Linked DNA regions of Homo sapiens: region 2 is linked to region 1. Evidence: read pairs that join two places in POLR2A ChIA-PET (ENCODE). Cell type or tissue: IMR-90. All regions are shown on one strand. Links, peaks and the distances in the headings refer to the core of each region. The heading gives the core; the rest is flanking DNA.

Region 1 (2,914 bases), core at 326-2,825:
CTTCCTCCTCTAACCCTACCCTACTCCCACGCCATCTTGGCCCAGTGAGCACTTGGACTGGGGCTTCCACCTCCCTCACCCAAGCCCGCTGGTCTTTAGTGGAGAGGAGCCCCACCTGCTTTCCCAGACACCCAGTGCTGCCCTGCTCTTGCCCAGTCAATGCTCCCAGGATCTGGATCCTCTTCCGTCTTTAGGAGGCCTGCTGTGGGTGAAGAATCAACCACCCTGAACCCCAGCACCAACACCTGACTTGCCTGCCTCCTACCATGATCCACCCACAGGAGTCTCCCCAGTTGTCACCCCACCCAGGAAGTGCTGAGTGTCCCTTTGAGCCCTGCCTTTCCTGCTCAGGCTCATCAGTCCCCATCTCCTTCACCTCTTTGCTGACTCCCATAGTCCAGGTCCCAGCCACCCTATCCGAATGGTGCCTGGGAAAAGGACTACTCGAGGCACTTGGTCCATGAAAAGGAACAGATGGCCATCATGAGGCCTGGACCTCACCCCTACCTGGCTTGAGGACCTCAGGCACCACCCAGCCAGCTGTCCTTACCTTCTCCAGCTGGTGGACACCCTCTTCCACGCAGCAGATGGAGGCCAGCGTGCGGAGCGCCTGGGGGTACAAGCACCGGAAACTGTCCTGCCGGCAAACCTTGAAGAGTGCTACGACCCCACCCTCCTGCCAAGAGAAAGAAATGTCACATCATCTTACTGTGTGACCTTGTCTGGGGCTAACTCAAGAATAAGTGACATCCCTGATTCGCCAGATATGCTTTCGGGTCCTCCCTGCCTCCAGCAACCCCCGCCCCACACACACTTACACACACTCAAATGCTCACATGTACACTACAGAGAAATGCTGGCTCCAGAAATAATGTCACCCTTCATAGTCCAAGCTGGAGATGGGATACTATAAATGCTTCTGGGGCTCGGGAGCCAGGGGCCAAGGCAGGCATATTTGCTAGGGCTGGCGATCAGTACCCTTCAACAGGGTTCCCAAACATCTGGCAACTCCCTTGGAGCAGCCTCCCATAGAGCAGGCCTGGAGTCACAGGAAGCAGGTCCTAGAAACCAATCTGAGGCAGGTGGAAGGAACTGACTAGATGCCCAGAGCTGGTTCTCCCTCTGCCAACAGTCACCATGCTATTCCTCAGATTCTTCCAACTGCTGCAGGAGGCAGGCAAAAAAAATGTTTCATTTATATTAGTACTACCATTTCCTCCCATTTTTTGATCAAAAAAACTGAAGTCCGGATGGGTAAAATAATTCAGCCTAAATTCACATCATCATTTTCACTCGTTTACTCCTGTTTGTGTGTGTGTGTGTGTGTGTGTGTGTGTGTGTGTGTGATATAACCCTTTTAAAAACAATCATCGCAGCTCTTGAGTGTGGTGAGCATGTACTTTTCCTTTTGTGAGAGCTGTTTATGGAAACTTCTTTCCAGTAAAGTGTTTACCATCAGGCAAGAATCTGGGAGTGCAGAGCTCATTGTCCAGGTGCCCTGCTAACTAGTCAGACTTACTCATAATAATCGCTGGAGCCAACCTTAGCTCTGGGAGCAAAGTGAGCCAAGAGATCACTGGAATGACTAACCAAGGTGCCAAGCAAACCAGTGGCAGCACTAACTGGGGCATTTAGAGTGGCAGGAATTGGATATCCCACATCTCGCTTTGCCCAGATCTTTCCCTCTTTCCTTCCCTGAAAGCTGGCAGGGTGCCTAGGGTTGGCAGCAGTAAAGAATGCATGAGCAACTGATCTGAACTGGGTCCCTCAGGGCACTCGCCTTTAACCTCATCACTCCTGGGTCTAACTAACCTCATTGTACCGGTTCCCAAAACTAAGCAAAATGTTATAGGAAGAAGGCAAGTTCAGCAAAAGACCATCCTCTGTCAGGTTTTTGAGAACTCTGACAACAAAAGCACCTATTATGTGCCAGGCTCAGTTCCATGTGTGCTGAGAATGCAGCAGTGAATGACGATAAAACAACGAATGGGCAATTGGAAGAAGAAGCCCAGCACGGGTTCACCAAAATAGCTCAATTCCAGATCTTCCCTTACCCTCCACCCCAAAATGATAGGCTCATGCGCCCTTTTCATTCTAAGAGTTTTGCTGCTGGTCACTTCAGGGGTCAAGATGAAGATATCCAACTCTGGAGGAGTTCATAATTTCTGACATTTTATAATCAGCTAAGAGTAATCACAACTTATATATTCTACTTCCTTTGGGGTGGTTGAATTCCCCTCATTTCTTTTGGTGTGAAAGGGCATAACTTAGGGCTAGTACATTCATTCGTGCATTCAAAAATGTTAATGGTTTATTATAGGCCAGACGTCATGCTGGACACTGAGCAAGACTGCTTCAGTCCCGTCCACAATAAACTCATGGTCTCATAGAGAAGGCAGACAATTTTAAAAGCAGGTACAAAGCTGGGTAGAGGGGCAATGACATGTGGTTGGGGGTGCAGGGTTAAAAGAACACAGAGCAGAAGCCCTAACATGCTCGGAGGGTGGGGGGTTGTAGAAGGGTCAAGACAGAACCACTCTGATTTTAAGTGCACGTAATTACTTCAGTAAAAATGTCTGGCATGAGACAGACACTTACACCTCTGATTCCTTGTTCCACAACCTTTACTCCTGCCTTCCTACTTTCCCATAGTTCCTGGGACATCTGCTTGAAGGTTCTACATACAGACCTCACTCAGAGAGTCACTGAAGGAAAACCAAGTTACTCTTTAGAATGAGAAGAAAAGAAATAGAAGTCCTAAGCTCTCATCAGCCAGCCCTGCTGGTCATTTCTAGCCTTCTTCCAGATGTAAATATATATACATATATATGGATATATATTTATATATGTGTGTGCTTATATTTAATCATACATATTGTATAAATATTATTTCTCTATATATGTAGATAGATGA
Region 2 (2,914 bases), core at 328-2,827, 53 kb after region 1:
CTAAGAAAATAAAAGCTCTTGTCGTTTAAGTCAGTCTGAGTGAGGGTTTTTATTCTACACAGCCAAAAGCATCCTAATGAATAAGAGTAACCCAGGTTCCAGGGACTCCCAATCCCAGCACTGAGGATGCAACTGGCTTCCCTGTGCCTCACATTTAAACCCAAACCAGCTACCCACCTGTTTGTATTTTTCTCCCTCGCCTTGTCCCTGCTGTGCTCCTGGAGGCCTTTTTGTACACAATCTCTCTTTTTCATTTCTCTCTCTCTGCCAACTCCCCCAAGCCCATGAATAAGCCCTCCCTGAGGAATATGCAGATTCTGTCACCTTTGCCTGGGCACATCAACAGAAGAGTCTTACTCCATGATTACACGGGAGCCCTATAGAAAAGAATGGAGGAGGAGCACTTTAATAGTGATGTGGGTGAACACAAAGCACTCCTCATAATGCTGGGAAGAAAGAAGAAAATGGTCAGTCTGAAAAGTGTGGGGAGGCAGGAGCCCAGAATAAACTAGGGTGCTAGATAATTCCAGAGACTTGCTGCCGTTGCCTGTTTCTTGGTCTGTGGAGCTTACTAGACTGTGAGCTTCTTGAGGGTAGACACCACATGTGTTTCTGGAACTGAGCCAAGGGCCAGGCACATAGCCTGCACTCTACACGTCTGTTGAAAGAATAAGAGGGATAAATTTTTAACACATTGATGTTGAGCCCCATCTCTTCATCTGTAACTGAGGATAATAATATCTATTTTAAAGAGCTAGTATAAGGATGACATGAGATTAGGAACGTGGAAGAATATGGCCAACGTAAGAGCTAAATAAATAGTTAGCTGTTATTATTGTTATGTCCTATGAGTCTGCTATGTGCTCAGCTCTCTGGTCAGCTATGCTAAGGGAGATGCAGAAAATGAGATACAGCAGGTCACACACTTAGCACAGCGAGAGGCTCAACAAGCATGTTATCACCATCGTTATTTCCATCATTACTGTCATTATTGAGAAGGTATATTTTTGGAATCTGGTGAGCCAGTAGGCTGAAAGGGATGGCGCAAAAGAAAAACTAGGAACAATAAAATGAGGCGTTTGCTCCCTTTTGATATGTTTGACTAAAGTACAAAAAAGGAAAACACCAACTTCTCAGGGTAAAACTAAGATGTGATTAGATGGCAGGGAGCAAGTAGATTTTGTTTTACTTCAACATCTTCATCATTGAGAAGAAAAGAGGCAAAGTAAAAATATTGAAGTGGGGATTAGAGTCTAAGGTAGGAGAGGAGACAGGAAAATACTAAGAAAATTCCAGGGCCATTTGAAGTTTGAACCAAGAGGAAACTGTAGGATGAGGTGAAGCATGCATACCATAGAGTATTAGAGGAAACTCTGACTCTGATTCAAGTCATCTCTGAGGGATCCAGAGAGAAAAAAAAAGAGTTGTCATAAGCAGAAGCCTGAATGCAAGAAATTGTTCTGAATTTCTAAGAGGCAGATTCCGGAAATACAGCTCTGTGACTGTACATTCAATAGCCTATTCTGGATCACCGACCTGTGAACCCTTCAGAAAGAAGCAGTGAGCACAAGAAGCCAGCTAGAACACAGCAGGAACAAGGCAAAACAATCGACTTCTTTTCCTTCAGGAGCCTCTGGGCTGTTAGCTGAGGAAACTGCAATAAGCCTAATATATCTTGATTTTTTAAAGCACCCCAGTGAGGTGCCATCATTCATCTTTTTGACCCATAGCTTCCCAGCAGTTATGCAGGGGGAGCTGCCAGCTCACAAAACCTTGCTTCATGTGATCTCTTGTGTTCCCAGAGGCTGGGGAGGCACCCTAAGGACATCTGATTGCATATGCATCACTGCCCTATTCACAGACTATGTCATTATTGGCTGCCTCTTTGCCCCAAAAGGATAAGATTCCTTAATGTCTAAAGCCAAATCTTGCTGAATGTGGGATTAGGAACAGTCCTGACCCAAAGACCTGCATGGTCAAGAGTCTGGGTTGTGAATCAGATTACCTCTCAGAGGAATCACAGCTCATTTTCACTAGGGATGAGGAAGAATATCTGGAAGGCGAGATAGGAAATACTTGTTTAGCCCACCTGATGTTTAGAAAGTGTCTGTAACAATAATAATTACAGCTAATATTTACTGAGCATGTGTTATGTGCCAGGCACTGTTCTAAATGCTTCATATAGTATTAGTTCGTTTAATGCCATCATCATCCTCTGTTACAGATGAGACCTCTTAAATTCAGTGGGAAGCACTGGTTAGTAGGTGGCAGAGGACTAGAATCCAGGTTTGATGATTGAAGGGGAGGTGCTGGAGCAGATGAAGATAAGAGCCTGTGTTCAGCCTTTGCTAACAGACACCCTGACTCCATTCCCGAATGGCAACACCCAACCCCAGGAGGCCCTTCTCAGACAGCCCAGCACTCTTCCCTCTCACCAGCACTGCCTACTGCTCCCACTTCCTTGACTGTAAATCTTCCAGCTTCACCTAGTGCCAGCCCTCAGTGACACAGCCCTCAGGAAGAAAAGCAAACACTGCAGTCATATGGAATGAGGAAGGGTGGCTTGACAATGGGGACATTTCTCTTTTGTTCCTCATTTATTGGCAGTTTTGTGAAAGTCATATGGACAGAGATAGGCCCTAAAGGGATCAGGGGAGGGGAGATCATAGTCCCAGTTAAAGCTGCAAAGAGACCTGTTTAAAGCATGCTATCCTCAGGGAAGCTCCTACTGCAAAGTTCCATCTTCAGTCTGAAGCCCTTGCACCCACCGACTCCCATAGCCCTAAGTCAGACTCATCCTGTTGAGCAGACTTGAAGAATAAACCCCTTCCAAAGCTACACAGAATGTTAGGAAACCAAAACTGAGTTCAAGACAAGCCCTTGGTCCTGTGCTGTGTCCTCACTGGTGTTGCAA

Evidence for each region. Peaks named below come from ENCODE experiments on the same cell type or tissue, not always from the same donor. Only the 100,000 strongest peaks of a DNase experiment are listed, where the experiment ranks them.
Region 2: POLR2A ChIA-PET joins it to region 1 with 10 read pairs; 2 of 35 experiments call an interaction of 5 or more read pairs at or near these places.

What each region holds. Positions count from the first base shown.
Region 1 is chr11:15,198,586-15,201,499 of GRCh38, reverse strand. It overlaps INSC (INSC spindle orientation adaptor protein), which reads right to left. Exons shown (of 13, transcript NM_001042536.3): 7 at 551-676. Among named protein-coding and RNA genes, the nearest start is that of INSC, 85 kb to the right of the region's middle. In IMR-90, for the core only: no CTCF peak of the experiment used is centred there; a DNase peak (open chromatin) is centred at 1,489.
Region 2 is chr11:15,145,356-15,148,269 of GRCh38, reverse strand. All of the region lies in intron 1 of INSC (INSC spindle orientation adaptor protein), which reads right to left. Among named protein-coding and RNA genes, the nearest start is that of INSC, 32 kb to the right of the region's middle. In IMR-90, for the core only: no CTCF peak of the experiment used is centred there; no DNase peak of the experiment used is centred there.